Regions from separate parts of the Homo sapiens genome. Here region 2 is linked to region 1. A link is an interaction called in ENCODE POLR2A ChIA-PET data of the cell type or tissue named here. Cell type or tissue: A673. All regions are shown on one strand.

Region 1 (8,000 bases):
GTTTTCCTGATTTCAATGAGCAGTCTGTGTTCTTTTATAACTCACCGAACTCCCTTAAAATAATTATTTCAAATTGTCAGGCAGTTTATAGATTTCTAATTTCGGGGGTTAAGTTACTGAACAATTACTGTGTTCTTTCAGTCATTGATTTTTCATGCTCCTTGAAGTCTCCTGCTGCAGTATTCACAGCTGAGGAAGCAGTCACCTCTTCCAGTTTTTTGTTTGTTTGTTTGTTTTGGTTTTTGTTTGACTGGCTTTGGGAGAAAAAGACTTTCATCAGTCAGACTGCCTGGGTATTCCTGTGGTCTTTCAGGATTTTTCTATGGATGTACCCTCTCCACTCCTTTTGTTACTTTTGGGAGGGGGAAGTCTTAGGATTGTGTGCTTTTTCTCAATTCCACAAAACTAGGCTGAGTGTGGAGAGTTTACCATTTCATTTCCCTAAGGTAGTATCTTGAAGTGGTCAAGGTTAAGCATCTTTTTTCAAGCCAGCATAGTTGGCGCTAGTTGTCTGTGTGTACACCTGCATGGTCTGCAGGGGCGTACTCACAATAGCTATGGTAAAAGGGGAGGGCACACAGAGCAGTGGGGCATGCATGGGTGTGTTGGTGGGAAAGATGCAGGTGATACATCCTACTAGATAAATGGGTAGGCCTCTTGTGAAGTCATAAGGCAGTTAGTAGAAACCATGGCCCTTTGTTGTATTCCATGCCTGGTTGCTGTGAGGCCCCACCCCATTTCCCTGCTCCTACCTGCCCCCAGACTATTCAGCCATGCTGATCCCCTCAGTATTCTGAGTGCAGAGAGAAAGAAGTGGGCCTTTGGGCAGGAAGCTGCATGGCTAGAGAAGCAGACACTCAACTACTCTCTCACTTTCCCCCGTGGATAAATTCATAAATTGAGAGGATCTGTATTGGCAATGAACTGTGCTACCTTCGGGAGGAGTGATGTGGGCAGGGTAAAACTGTTCTTATGCTCTTCAGTGTGCCTACTCACAAATTTGTTTCTTCCAATAGAATGCCAGGACATCTCTGCTTAACTCCTGGGCTCTTCTCCACGGATGGTTGTCAAAATCAGTGTTTCTGTCAGGATACAAAGGTTGAAAATTCTGATTCTGCCATCTTTCTGACATCCTCAAGGCCTTATATGCTGAATCATATGTCATTTTCACAAAGACCTTACGGGGCAAATATTAATATCCACATCCTATGGATGAATATAGTGAGGCTGAAAGCAGTAAGTAATTTGACCAAAGTCACTCACCTAGTAAGTGATGGATGGGATTTGACCCAAAATAAAATATAGGGAAATATAGCTGTTGAGCTTAAGCTCTTAAACACTAGAGTATAAAGATGAGCTAGTAAGCTGTGTAATGGCAAAGTAAGAACCAACAATAAAAGAATATTTTTTTTTTTGAGACGGAGTCTTGCTCTGTCACCCAGGCTGGAATGCAGTGGCCCCATCCTGGCTCACTGCAAGCTCTGCCTCCTGAGTTCATGCCATTCTCCTGCCTCAGCCTCCCGAGTAGCTGTGACTACAGGCGCCCGACACCACGCCCGGCTAATTTTTTGTATTTTTAGTAGAGATGGAGTTTCACCGTGTTAGCCAGGATGGTCTCGATCTCCTGACCTCGTGATCCGCCCACCCCGGCCTCCCAAAGTGCTGGGATTACAGGTGTGAGCCACCACGCCCAGCAAGAACATACTTTTATAAATGCAAATGCTTATGAGAAAATAATAAATTACCTCTAGCTTGTAGATTTTTCATCTTCATATATGGATACTGTCCATATATGAAGTATCCCAAGTGATGATGAATCCCAAGTGATCTCTAATCAAATATACTTAACTGTTTGTAACTGTTTCAGCTAGAATCCACCACTCAAAGAAAAAAAAAATAGAAAACCAGAAAGCATTTAAAGATAGTGACCCCCCACCCAAGGTATTCCAGGGAAGGAAATTGAAATGCCATTTCAATGGAAAAAAATTTGAATTTATAATCTTGAGTATTTCAATCTGTTATTTTGGAGCTTGACTGTATTACAAATTTATTTGCATCTTTTTAAAGGAAAATACTGTCAGAAATTTGATTGCATTTATTTTTACCTACTAAACCTATTTAGAAGAGGCCAATGTTGAAGGATATTTCTTTTCTTTAACTTAAAAACAGATCAAAATAATTTTTCATTCTTTTTCCCAAAAACAAAAAAAGTTTTCAATGCATTTTAATAAAACTCAAACTGTCTCTCTCTGTGCTTTCCCTCAAGTTATCCATTTTTAATTGTCTTCAGTTCTTGGCATTTTGATGCCATGGATAGGAATTGTGGCTCTTTCCAGTCTCCCCCACCCACTTCCTCGTATGTTCACTGAAATAGGCTTAGAAGCCATCTGCATCTCTGTGTGGAGGCACGCTAAATGTCAGTCTTCCCATTGGCTCCACACAGAAGAGGGCTCCAAAAGACCTGCTGGTCTCATGCCCAAACTGCTGTGACCCTTGCCTTGCTGGGTTTTTTTTTTTCTATTAATATTTTAACATGTGGGTTGCATGAGCTTGGGAAGCACTTTTGTCTCAGTAGGGAGTAGAAGACAAGCTCCAGTGCACAGATTTTTTTTTTTTTTCTCGGAGACAGACAGAGAACTGGTACTTAGGATCTGACTAAAGAGCACAGTCTCCACTACCTCTCTTTTTTGTAGGTTAGAGGGAGTAAGTGTTAATGTTAAACTTTAAGAAAGGCAAAGGAGAAAGAAGAGAAAAGTATAGGTTAGTTCAATATTGGATAGAAGAGAAGAATAGAAAAGAGGAAAAGGAGATGGTAAAGAAAAAGGCTAAAATAGAGAAAGCTGAGAAGGAAGGAAACATTAAGAGGAATGAAGAAAGAAAAAAATGTAAGTCCTATGCTTAGCACTGAGGTTGCAATGATAGGTAAATCTACAGTAGGAAGAAACTATTAAGAAGAGAAGATATGGAGGGAGAAAGGGAGAAATGAAGACTTCTCTAATGTCTACTGTGTACCAGCCATGTGGTAAAACTTTGATATCCACTATCTCATTCAGTCTTTACCACATTTGTATAAAGTGCATATAAAGAAAGTTAAGCTCAGAGTAATTTTGAAAGTTACATAAATTTCAAAGCTAATCACAGAATCCAATCTTCACTGGTCTTTACATTATAGAGTAAACCCTTTTTGAGCATCTTCTGAACAGGTGTCATATGCTGTGTCAGTTTTCCAGATGAGTGGTACAGTCTCTGCTTTTCAGAACCTCACAATAAATAAGAACAGACTTTTTTGACAACAAATGGAAGTCTAACCACAGGTCGATATGGCAGGGCTAAGAATCTGGAGAAGTCTATACAATACAAACCCATCTCTGGGTTTTAAGATCCAAATTAGAAGCTCAAGTTTATTCTAGCTTGGCTGGAATGATCCTAAACACTTTAGACTATTGGTGGAAACTCCTTGGATACAGAATTCAGTTTTACAACAGTTGGAGGAGTTTGCCTGAGGCAAATGCTTCCCACCTATAGTAGGATCAGTCTTGAAAAGATCTCAGTCTAGAATATGGTATGTGGAAGAACTGCAAGCACTAGACTTTAAGGATTGTCACGTGCCAGCAGAGAAACAAGTTCAGAATGACTGAATCTAAGGGAATAGGGAAGAATCAGAAGGTAAGCAAGGGTTATAAATTGGGCAAGGGTTTTAGATTTTATTTTCAGGGTGAAAAGAAGCCACAGAGGGTTTTAAGCAAAGGAATTAGTGTAATCTTATTATGTATTACAAGGATGATTTAGGGAGGGGATGAGAAGAGTAAGTGGACAACAAAGGAAGTGAGAGACCAGTTTGTAGATGAATTCAGTCATCTGGGTAATTAAAGATGATGACAAGAACTGGGTAGTAGCAGTGGAGATGAAGAGAAGAGAGTCAGATTCGAAATACATTGCAGCGACATGGTCGATGGGATTATCTGATCTATTCTATGTGGTAGGGAGGGCAGAATAGAGAAATGAGAAATGCCTCCTTTTTCCAGTTTGGGCAGCATATTGGAAAGTGATATATTTACGAAGACCTGGAAAACTGAGTAAAAAAGAATTTTTCATTGTGTTTGTTAAGTGGTATTGCCATACAGAAACAGCAGTTCTCTCTTGGGCTTTTTCGTTTTAGACGCATATTAAATACACAAGTGAAGCAGTCTGTAGATATACAGTCAAGTTTTAATGGAAGAATCAGGGGAAGAGGCACAAATTGGGCAGTCTCCAGCATATCCAAGAAACACAGCATAGAAGGAGAAAGGAAGAGACCAAGATCTAAGCCATTATGTATTCCAACATCTAATAGGCCAACCAAGAAGGAACCAGCTCAAAGGTGAAGAAGGAATGACCAATGAGGTAACAAGAAAACTGTGGGAGGGTGGTATCAAGAAAGACAAGAAAAGAGAGCATTTCCCTAAGAAGGGGATGGTCAGATTATCTAGATACTGCTTAGAAGTCCTGTACAATGAGAACAAGAAGTAGCCATTGAATTCAGCCAGATAGAGGTCGCTGGTGATCTTGAGAAGAGGAGTTTCAGTCGAGTGTTTAGTGTGGAAAACTGTATTGAGTGGTTTGAGCAAGGAAGGAGAAAAGAATTAGATGCAGGAAGACTGCAAAACTGTTGTGAAAGGGAGCAGAAAAATGGGGCAGTTCTTTGAGATGAACCAGGAATCAAGAGAGAATGCTTTTAGGTTAGGGTTTTCTGAGATGAGAATAAATACACAATGGAATTGGGGAACAGAATGGGACAAGAAGCAGCTCAGCAAAGGTGAGATCCCTGGCAAAATCCTGCTAAGAGTAGCTAGCTCCAGACTGAAGCCTTAAGGAAAGTTACTACCAGATTTCCCTTACCTTAAACAGTGAGATCTGGACTCTCACAATCCTGCCTCCTCCCCACTTAGGAAATAAATTCCAGGCACTTCTGGACTTCTGAGAGGACATGCGAAATGAAGTATAGTAAAAGGAAACATGGGGTATCTGAGTCAAACACCATCTAAGAGATTGATCTACTTTCCTGAAAGAGAAATTTTAGTAGAGACTTGACATATTTCTTTCGGGACACTTGTTTTTATTTTGCAGCACAGATTTTCCTTCAGAAGATCTTTACTGAGCACCTACTATGTGCTTGTACTGAATCTGTGCTGCTGTGTTATGTGGTTTGCAGCAAGGGATGGAATTTGGGCCTTTCTACACTAAGTTGTATGGTTCCTTTAATGGGTGTGAGTGTATATACAATCCAAAGATGAAAATGTGCAAATAATGAAGGTCTTTAATCATGCCTTCAATATCCATTTAACAATTACCTATTTCAAACTCAAAGCCTGAGTATTTACCTGAAGTGCAGTTTATAAAAACAAGTGGTTTTCATCCTGCCTCTGACCAGAAATAAAAATTTTACAATTCAAATTCTGATGACAATTTAGTGTTAACATGAGTGAGATAACAGATTCCTCCTCTCCCACTGTTCTGTTAATGGAAGAAGAATGTAGCTAATACCCACAAGTTGCATGAAAAAGACAAGAGTGTCATGTAATCTGATTTCATATACCCCCTGGCTCTAAGTTTTGTGGTTGACAACAAAAAAAAGCTTCTTCAATCTCCAGTGTAGTTCATCCTGTTAGTGTTGAGACGACAGAAATAAGTCACAGAGACACATCACCTGCTTTTGTAAAGCTATGCAAAATCCAAAGATAATACAGAAGATGCATGTAGTCCTAGCAAACATCGACCTGAAATGATTTGAATTTATCCCCATTTCTCTTCTATCCTGAAGGAATTGCTCATTAAAAATTTACTCTGGGCCGGGCACGGTGGCTCATGCCTGTAATCCCAGCACTTTGGGAGGCCGAGGCGGGTGGATCACTTTGAGGTCAGGAGTTTGAGACCAGCCTGGCCAACATGATAAAACCCCGTGCCTACTAAAAATATGAAAATTAGCTGGGCATGGTGGCGCAGGCCTGTAGTCCCAGCTATTCGCGAAGCTGAGGCAGGAGAATCGCTTGAACCCAGGAGGCAGAGGTGGTTGCAGTGAGCCAAGGTTGTGCTGCTGCACTCCAGCCTGGGCGACAGAGTGTGACCCTGTTTCAAATAAAAAAAAAAAAAGAAAGAAAAACAAATTTACTCTGAACAAGATTGTGACACAATTTCTTTCTTTTCTTTTATTTCTTTTTTCTTTTCTTTCTTTCTTTCTCTCTCTCTTTCTTTCTTCTTTAGAGACAGGGTCTTGCCATGTTGCCTAGGCTGGTCTCAAACTCCTGAGTTCAAGTAATCCTACTTTCTCAGCCTCCTGAGTAGCTGGAGCTATAGGCACATGCCATTGCACCCGACTTAAAGATTTTTTATTCTTTATTTTTGGTACCTCCTTCCTTCTTCATAGCCAGGACTACTGATTTGTTCAAAATCTCATTTCCTTGAACAAGCTGTTCAATAGAACAGTGGTAGTAAGCCCCAAAACAGTCCTAGCCTGACTTGAAACCCTTCTCTATAAATATTCCTCTTTTCTAGGGCACTTCAGAGTAAGTATGTTTCCTGAGCATGTGCAGATCTTCTCCCTTGGTCAGTTTCTAAAGACAGGCTCAAGACAACCATATGTGGCTGAGTGTTTCATTGCAAGGAGGTGTGTGGACATCAGTAGGTGAAAGAATGCGTCAATTTCCTAGGTAGTAGAAAAATACGACCCGGCATTGGTCCAAGCTGGGACCTGAAGACTTTATCGCTCAAGCACCATGGAGCTCCCGTAATAACTACTGTGGTGTGCCACCAGATGGCCTCACTTCAGGACTGCAGCACCGATGGCAGGCTGCTCAATGTGTTGGCAACTGCATTAGTTTCCCAGGACTACCCTAACGAAATACCACATATTGAGTGACTTAAATAACAAAAATGTGTTGTCTCACAGCTCTGGAGGATAGAAGTTCAAAATCAGGGTGTCAGCAGGGTTGGCTCCTTCTGAGGGATGGGAGGGCCGAAAATCTGTCACATGCTTTTCTCCTTGGCTTGTAGGTGGCATTCTCCCTTGTCTTCACATCATCCTCCCTCTACAGATGTATGTCTCTGTGTCCATTCTCCCCTTTTTTATTGGATTAGGGGACATCCTAATGACATCTTTATTTGATCACCTGCAAAAGCCTTATTTCCAAGTAAAGTCACATTCACAAGTTTCAGGGGTTAGGATTTCAATATCTTTTTAGGGAACACAATGTAGCCCACAATGGCAACTAAGAGCTCACAGATAAATCTCCTCCCAAGCTTGCCCTCAGCTGAAGAGAGCCACCTCTCCCAAGTCATTCCTTTTCCCTGTGTTAACCCACATCCTAAAACTGGTCACTGAGTGTGATATCAAGGCCTGAACACTCTACCCTGGTTCGGGACAATTCTGCAGGGATATCCCAGCTCCAAAATTTCATATAAGCTGGTACAGACATCTGTCTGGTCCTTCTTCTTTCACCTTCCCCATAGACATTACTGGAAAACATACCCCAATAAAGTTTCTGCAGGCAACTATCCAAATCAGAATCTGCTTCCTGAGTCACACCACTTGTAGTAGCACTTCTCTGAGCTTGCTCTGTGCCAGATACTGAAGACCAAAAACAACAAGACATATCCTAACCTCTGAAGCCTTCCACAATATCAGAAGACATTATTAAGTACAGAAAGAAAGGTTTTCGTCACACATAATCTGCCTTTGAAACCTTTATTTCCTATTGTATGACTTGTTTATCTTACTCCCTCCTCTCCCAAATCTTAACCAATAATCATATCCTCCATCTTCTTTTTGCAAAATCTGCTTCTTGAATGAAAAAATAAAGAGGACAAACTATTGTCAATTAAGCATAACTATGAGCTAGACATTTTGTATATGTGATCTCATTTAATTCTCTCAACAGCTCTATTGCCTTCACATTACAAATGGAGAAACGGAGATTCTATGAGGATCAATAAGGACTCAGCTCATCTGGCTTATAACAGACCCA
Region 2 (8,000 bases), 620 kb after region 1:
GGTTTTAACATATGAATTTTGAAGGGTTACATTCAGACTATAGCATGAAGACTGGAAAGTCCAAGGTCAACATTCCAGCAGGGCTCATTTTGTGGTGTGGGCTCTCTTCCTGGCTTGCAGACAGCTACCTTCTTTTGTGTGTTCACATGGCAGAGAGAGATTGGGATCTCTAGTGTTTCTTTGTCTTTTATAGGGACATGAGTTCTGTCAGATCAGGACTCAATCCTTATGATCTCATTTAACCTTAATAACCACATATGGGCAGTTAGAGCATCAATATATGAATTTTAAGGGGGACACAATTCAATCTATAGAAAGATGAAAAAAGAGAAGAAAATGAATACTAAAAGAATTTGGATAGGATAGCATTGTCCGTGCATTAGAAGAAACACCCATAGGTTAACATGTAATAGCAAGAATAATTTTCTCCTTTCTGATCACATCATACTCTCTTTTTCAGGTGACTGTGACAGATGGTGGTCCCTCTCCAAAACAGTCAACCATTTGGGTGGTGGTTCAGGTTCTAGATGAAAATGACAACAAGCCCCAGTTCCCAGAGAAGGTCTACCAGATCAAGCTGCCAGAACGTGACCGAAAGAAGAGAGGAGAACCGATTTACAGGGCTTTTGCATTTGATAGAGATGAGGGCCCCAACGCAGAAATCTCCTACAGTATTGTGGATGGGAATGATGACGGAAAGTTCTTTATTGACCCTAAAACTGGGATGGTTTCTTCTAGAAAGCAGTTTACAGCAGGCAGTTATGACATCCTAACGGTAAGATCTTCCAAACTCCAGCAGCACAGCAGATGGGGGGAAGTGGTTATGTTCTTATTCAAGTATACTCCTTTGAGCAATAAATCTTTAGAGTAAAAAGTGAAGCCACACAGCTGTGGAAGGGTTCTTTCTGGGAGGCAAGTGCAGGTGAGAACTCTTGCCTGTTTCATTGATATTCTTAAATGACGAGACAATTTCCTTTGGTTGTGTCCTGTCAGCATTTTCCCCCATTCCCAGGCCACAGCCTGTTTCACCACATACTCAACCACTCTTTCTGCAGCCCTAAATCATCCTCAAAGTGCTGAACATAGATGCAAACTAGCGGTAGGGGAACAGCAGGGCAACACATCCTACCCACCACTGAACATATCTCTCAACATGTCCCCGAGACTTCCCATAGAAAACAACTTTTGAAATTATCAACAATGTGATAGAGCATGGATATAGCTGTGTAAATTGTGAGACACAAATCACAATGATGTTTATTCCATAAAAACTGAAAAAACTCAAGTATAAAGTGACTGAATTTTTTATTAAATTAGAAAAGTAAAAACAAGCACGGGCACCATGTCATGTAGAAACTTAAAGCTCCTGTATCTACAGTGCCAGTGTGCTCCCCTGATCCCAACCACTTTAGCCAGGTAGTACCTATTCCAGAAAGGCAGCTGGTATCCTTACGAGCAATGAGCATGGTCCAGGGTCCCAACAAAGTCACGGTGGTTCATGCCTGTAATCCCAGCACTTTGGGAGGCCGAGGCAGGCGGATCACTTGAGGTCAGGAGTTTGAGACCAGCCTGGCCAACATGGTAAAACCCCGTCTCTACCAAAAATATAAAAAATTAGCTGGGCATGGTGGTGTGTGCCTGTAATCCCAGCTGCTCAGGAGGCTGAAGCAGGAGAAACGCTTGAACCCGGGAGGCAGAGGTTGCAGTGAGCCAAGACCACGCCACTGCACTCCAGCCCGGGTGACAGAGCAAGACTCTGTCTCAAAAAAAAAAAAGGCACCATCCACCACTCTTTTCTTTGTCTTTATCCTTCTCTGCTAGGTCTGTCCTTTATTATTTTAAACGATGGCCTGAGTCCCTTGATTTATCCTTTCTCTCCTGTGGTCTAGACGTGGGCTCCTTGCTGTGCTCGGTTATGTGTCCAGAACAGTGGGCAGAGAAAAAAAATATAGTAAAACACCAGCTCTGTATCTACTGTTAGAAGCTCTGATGTGCTGTGTGCCATTGCAGCTATGTGAGACTTGCAGTTTGGGAATCTGAGGACTGGATAGATTCAAGTGGATACTGTTGGTGTCCTGCCCCAATCCCATTCTCAGACTGCAAGTATTGGCTGTCAATGGCTCACAGCTGCCCTGTTCTCCAGAGAATCATCCTTGGATGATTCTTGGTGAAAGAGAGTCTACATTCCCAGCCTCCAGTCTAGCAGCCCACAGCCACTGGCTGACTGACACCCAGATGCAAAAGTCCAATCCCCTTGCCTCAAAGTGGATTCAATTCTGGTGCAATTAATGGTTCAGAGCTCCCCATGGGATCCCTCTGGTCAGCCAGGACCACATCCTGGTTTAACTCCTACCCTGCCCACCCTGATCTCTATTCTCTTTCTCCTGAGAGCACTTCCCCACCAAAAAAAACCATTTGTACTCAAATGCCTGTCTTAGCTCCTGGGGGAACCTGGCTTAAGACATGTATCCTCAAGTTTTCTCACCCCGCAGGGAGTTTCTAGGGCAAAGCAATCATCCATGAACACATAGCATGAGGGTGCTATGCATTGTCACTGTTTCGAAGGGCTATAGCTATCAGTTATGTTCCTATAAATGTTATTTTTTAAATGTAATACTTGAAAGTCCTTTTAAAAATTTATTTTTATTTTTGTTTTGCTTTGGCTTTTGCTTCTTGAAGCTTTTGACCCTCCCATTTGAGTCCAGGGTTCACCTGGACTCTTCACCCTGCCCAGCTGGGGAGGGAGACTTGCTTCCTCAGCCCTTATATCAGCTAATTGTGACCACAGAGGAGAGTCATTAGCCCTGTCTTCCCTTCCACGCTGCCTCCAGGGACTGTGCTATCGAGAGAGTTCTCTGTTACCTTTTTGCAGGTGGCAAAACTGAAGGGCCTCAAGGCAGCTAGCTCCAGGCTGCTCCCTTTCCCAGCCCACTCTATCTTGCTCCTGGGATCCTGTGCTGCTATCAATCACATATAGCAGAAGGGAGGAGCTGCGAAACACAACCACACACTGCAAAACACAACCACACACATACACATGCACACACACACTTCTGCACGTATCATTCACACATATATAAGGTTTCACAATGCACTTTCTTCCCTTTCACATATCACCACCAGAGGTGAGGCTTAGGATCATGCTCTCAGGAATCAAATTAGCTATTTCTATTCATATAACTATTATTCAGGCCCACAAATCACCACAAACTGTAAGTGCAGCATTTGTCTTTCAAGGTCTCAATATCTGTAAAGTTGACTGTGGTCCAGAGAGCCTCTGGCAAACATGGTGCAAGGTCTGCACATGACTGGGTTGTTCCCCTCCATTCCCAAGTCTTTACTCCCCAGACCTCTGCTCCTTTCTTCCCCTTGCTGACACTGTGTTGAAGATGGACTCTTGGCCCAGCAACATGAGTGACAGATCCAAACTCTACAACAATCAGAGGTCTGAGACATCTTTCTCTTCTCTCCCTGTGTGAGTAGATAAAGGCAGTGGACAATGGGCGCCCACAGAAATCCTCCACGGCCCGCCTCCACATTGAATGGATTAAGAAACCACCCCCTTCACCTATACCATTGACCTTCGATGAGCCGTTTTATAACTTCACAGTCATGGAAAGTGATAGAGTGACTGAAATTGTAGGGGTGGTGTCTGTGCAGCCAGCTAACACCCCTCTGTGGTTTGACATAGTTGGTAAGTTCGAGTCTTACAGAGCAGTATCATGCAATGTAATAATTGACTGAAGCAACTAGGAAAAAAAAAAAAAAGAAAGAAAGCAAAAAACTAACAATTAGTGCCAAGATTAAAAGATGTATAGTGCTGGAATGCAAAAGAGCCAGTAAAGTGAATAATCGACCTGTGCTTTCGTTCCAACTCTGTAGCTAAGCTGAACCGAAAGTGCTCTCTGGCTGGATTTTCCATAGTACGTTATTTACTGCAATCTTAATGTCTTTCTGTGTGTCATTTAAATTCTATTGTCACACTTGGCTAATCTCATTTCTAAATGTATTGATGGTACTAGACTTGCTGTCCTTCATTTCTCTCTTTTTCTTCACCTTTTTTCTGCATTCTGTTCTTTTTTTTTTCTGCTCCCGACTGCCCTGCTTCAAGGTGGCAAGCATGCTCGAGAGATGTTCTATATTCTACAGACAGCTTGTGGGCAGAACTGTTCAACAGAAGGTACCCTTAGTGCAAACACATTTGCTAAAATACAGCTATCCAATCTGCCTTTTACGGTTTTTTTTTAAAGCAAATTGAATTACATCTTTCATAACTGCCTGTGACAGGCTGAAGTGCAGCCCACAGATTTCATATATGCCTCTAACAACTATTGCATTACTCGTATCCAATGACTTCTTTGTTTGAGGTTTGATAGGGTTTGGATTTTTTTTGAGGGGGGGGTTGTTTTGACTTTTATTTCTTTGCTTTTGAGGTATGTGGGCTTTTTGTTGTTTTGTTTTTATCTTTTTGTAGGTTGGTTTATTTAACTGGGCCTTTTCCAATGGAAAAAGAAATTAAAATGTATTTCAGCCCCTCTGTTTTGCAGCGGTAGTACCATTCATGCACCAAAAGCCCCATCAGGAGAGTCCCCTGGCTGTCGTCCATAAGAGGAAGGGCAGGAAATGGAACCTAGATATATAGCCAGTCAGCCTCCCCCGCAAGCCGAATAGAGGAAGCAGATGGAAGCATGCAGGATAGACCCTGGGAGCCAACCTTTAAATTCCTTGAAAGAAAGCAAGCAAGCACGCCAGGCTGCAAAAGGAAAGGGCAAAACAGCCCTATGGCCCTTGACAAACCAGCAGGGAGAGGCGCTGGAGAGGAAATGAGTGCCGAGGACCAGGAAACAAAACAGGCTGTTGCTAAAACAGAGGGGAGAGTGTGTGTCGCCCAATCCGACACTGGGTTGAGCTAAAGCTGACTTCCCACGCTTCTCTGTGGGAGGCAGGGGATCCAGGAGAGAGTCGGTCTGGGGGAATCATTTCCTTCCCCATGGCACTGCCTGGATAGGATGGGCAGGAACCTGCCTCTCCCCCCCAGGAATGGCTGTACTTGGGAAAAGCATTTAGAAAGTTCCACAGCGGTTTTAACAAGGCACAGAAAAAGAACGCCCCATGGCCCGCAGTCAAACCTCTATAGAGAGTCCTCTGAACTTCCAAAAAAGCAAAGAGCTGTTTTCTACGTGTTTCATTTGATGAAATGATGGTGGAACATTTTTGTTTTACTTACTTGGTATTAATCATGCCATCGTGTACATGGGCATCCTCACAGCAAGCTTTCACTTCTTTCTTCATTGCTACTCAACATATTTGAAATGAAACTTCTTCTGATCCATGAAAGGGGTCTCCATTTCTTTATCTTCTTAGTAATTTTCAGCTCATTAAGATATTATCTGATGCAGTTTCTTCTTTCTTGGCACCACAAAGGGTTGCACGTAGTCATGGTCTGGTTTTCTGTACAGTCACCTTTAATGATTTCTTCACTTCCACCCCCAGAGTCACAGAAAGTGCAATTCAGTTCTTACACGTGCCCTTAGTGCCAGGTGTCCAGAGACATGTGCAATAGTGATTTTTAGCCGGGCACAGTGGCTCACGCCTGTAATCTCAACACTTGGGGAGGCTGAGGTGGGTGGATCACTTGAGGTCAGAAGTTCGAGACCAACGTGTCCAACATGGCGAAACCCCATCTCTACTAAAAATACAAAAATTAGCTGGGCATGATGGCGGGCGCCTGTAATCCCAGCTACTGGGGAGGCTGAGGCAGGAGAATTGCTTGAACCCGGGAGGTGGAGGTTGCAGTGAGCCAAGATTGCATCACTGTACTCCAGCAGCCTGGGCAACAGAGCAAGACTCTGTCTCAAAAAAAAAAAAAAAAAGCCTAAAGGAGAATGCAGCAGAAACCGAATAGGCAACAGAATGTCTAGTGTGCTGTCCTGAGATTAGATGAGTTGCCCTTTCTCATCAGCCACTGATTTTTCTCCCTCCTCCTTGAACACTCCAGTGTCCAAGCACCTCTACAGCCTGACAGTGTCACATCTCTCCCTGGCATGATCCATGCACTCAACCTGCTGACCCGTAGTACATCCCACCTACCACCCATGTGCCCTGGGATGCCCTCACTTGTACTCTGCTTTTGAAATCCTACTGGCATGCCTTTCTGTAATGGTCAGTCTCACCAGCTGCCTGACCCTAGTTATCCAGGTCAGGCTTGCAACTCTTCATCATTCCTGCATGTGTGTGTGTGACTGTCTGTAGGTAAGCATACCTAGCAGTACTGCATGTAACCTGATTTGCAAGTTTCTCATGTCAGCATGATGAGTGCTGCTGTATGTTTTCATTTGTGCTTATCCTGTCTCCACTCTTAACCCCTATGGTTAAGGCCCATGTGTCCTCATTCCTTCCTCCTGCCAAAACCTCTGTTGCTACCAACCCAGGATGAGTGGAATAAACTATGGTGAATGATGGAGATACCCCAGGCAGCCACTATGCTAACCCTACTGATGCCTCCTGGAACCTACTCAGAGTCAGTGTGACCTTCCACTGTGCTACTGGCCACGGCAACCTACACACTATGCACCTTTGACAAAATAGAAACATCATTGGTCCAAGAAGAGAGAGGCAGTTTACAGATGAGAGCTCTCCCTGGAAGGAGTCCCTTTAAGCTACCTTAAATATAGACCCAGGATCCATCATCAAGAACATGGCATCAGTTTTCATGTTTCTTCATTGGTGTATTTCTAAATGCTATACTTTTCCTAGAGACTGCCTTCAGTTTCAGTGCACTTGTAGGTCTCTGAATGAGGACCTACAGGGTTGTCCCTCTGGTCTGGATGCTTCCATCACAGAGATTTCACTGTAAATCAGGTAACATCTAGCCAAGCTTCTTTTCCAAATTGAACTTACTGGGCCAGATGCCCAAACAGAACATGATTTTATTTCCATCCCCACATCCAGCCAACAACATCTTGAAACACCAAATCTTTATTTCAGCGCAGAAGTAAAATCCTTTTCCCAGGTGCTGGTTACTTCAGTATTGATATGGTCCACGTTCCACCAAATCCTCCTTTTGAAAATCTTTCTAATCCATCAGAGTCATTTTTTCTCAATCTGCTGACAACATCTTTCCCCTTCTTTAAATACCTATTGTTTCCTTTATCATATTCAGATGTTTTAGTCTCGCTCTCAAGATTTCCTGCTTATTTATCTTCAGCCATGGAAACTCTCATCTCTCTGTTCCCTTCCTCCTTACGTAAGCATCTTTTTTGGCCAAGCTAACATACAGAGGAAAGAGGGAACAATGCGCCTCAATGCTTAAGAAACATAGCAGTGAATGCCTGGAATAGGCACTAGGTATGTAATATCAGCATGGATCTGAAATGAGGTCTCAGATATAAGTATGGGCCTTGCCTAGGTAAATACTCTATGACTCTTCCAAGGGAGTGAGAATTTGGCTCCATTAATAGACCCAGTGCTTGCAGACACCTAAAGAGACACTGAGTTACAGAGAAGACATCATCTTGGCATGACACTTACAGCTTACTAATGCTATAACTAATAAATTCTCATTAAGTGAGCAGAAATAGTGTTTCAGCATGCTTTTCCCCTGAGAGTAAAGTCGCCCCATTTCTGCATTTCCAAATCTAGCCAATTCTTGCTTAACTGCATTTCTTTGTCTCCCACCATGATATGAATTCACAAAAGCTGGGTAGCAAGCAAGATTTTGTTCCAAGCCTGGACCCTTGCATCGAGGATCTGTCACACACTTTCTTGTGCCTCCAAGGAGACCACTGCTTACAATATTATGCAGTGAGACTTTTCAGCTTCCAGAAACAGAAGCCCTACTTGTAACTGAGTTAAGAAAGCTGTAATTAAAAGGAAACATAATAAAGTTCAGCTGTTCTGTGTTTAAACAGCCCAACGCACAGCATGTTCCTTCTCTGTGTTAAAAGGGAAAGAAAGTGAAGGGAACACAAATAACCCATAATCCTTTGTGGCTTTATCAC

Evidence for each region. ChIA-PET counts read pairs that join two places held together with the same protein. Peaks named below come from ENCODE experiments on the same cell type or tissue, not always from the same donor. Only the 100,000 strongest peaks of a DNase experiment are listed, where the experiment ranks them.
Region 2: POLR2A ChIA-PET joins it to region 1 with 5 read pairs; 2 of 35 experiments call an interaction of 5 or more read pairs at or near these places.

Annotation. Positions count from the first base shown.
Region 1 is chr11:92,145,658-92,153,657 of GRCh38, forward strand. It overlaps LOC105369429 (a long non-coding RNA gene), which reads left to right and starts at 752. Exons shown (of 3, transcript XR_947893.1): 1 at 752-958; 2 at 4,160-4,383; 3 at 7,914-8,000. In A673, a CTCF peak has its summit at 6,778 (motif pointing right); no DNase peak of the experiment used is centred here.
Region 2 is chr11:92,761,396-92,769,395 of GRCh38, forward strand. FAT3 (FAT atypical cadherin 3) reads left to right here. Exons shown (of 28, transcript NM_001367949.2): 5 at 461-775; 6 at 3,484-3,694. Among named protein-coding and RNA genes, the nearest start is that of LINC02746, 150 kb to the right of the region's middle. RefSeq lists a silencer at 4,488-4,782. In A673, a CTCF peak has its summit at 4,828; a DNase peak (open chromatin) is centred at 4,766; H3K4me3 peaks cover 1,613 bases; H3K27ac peaks cover 2,498 bases.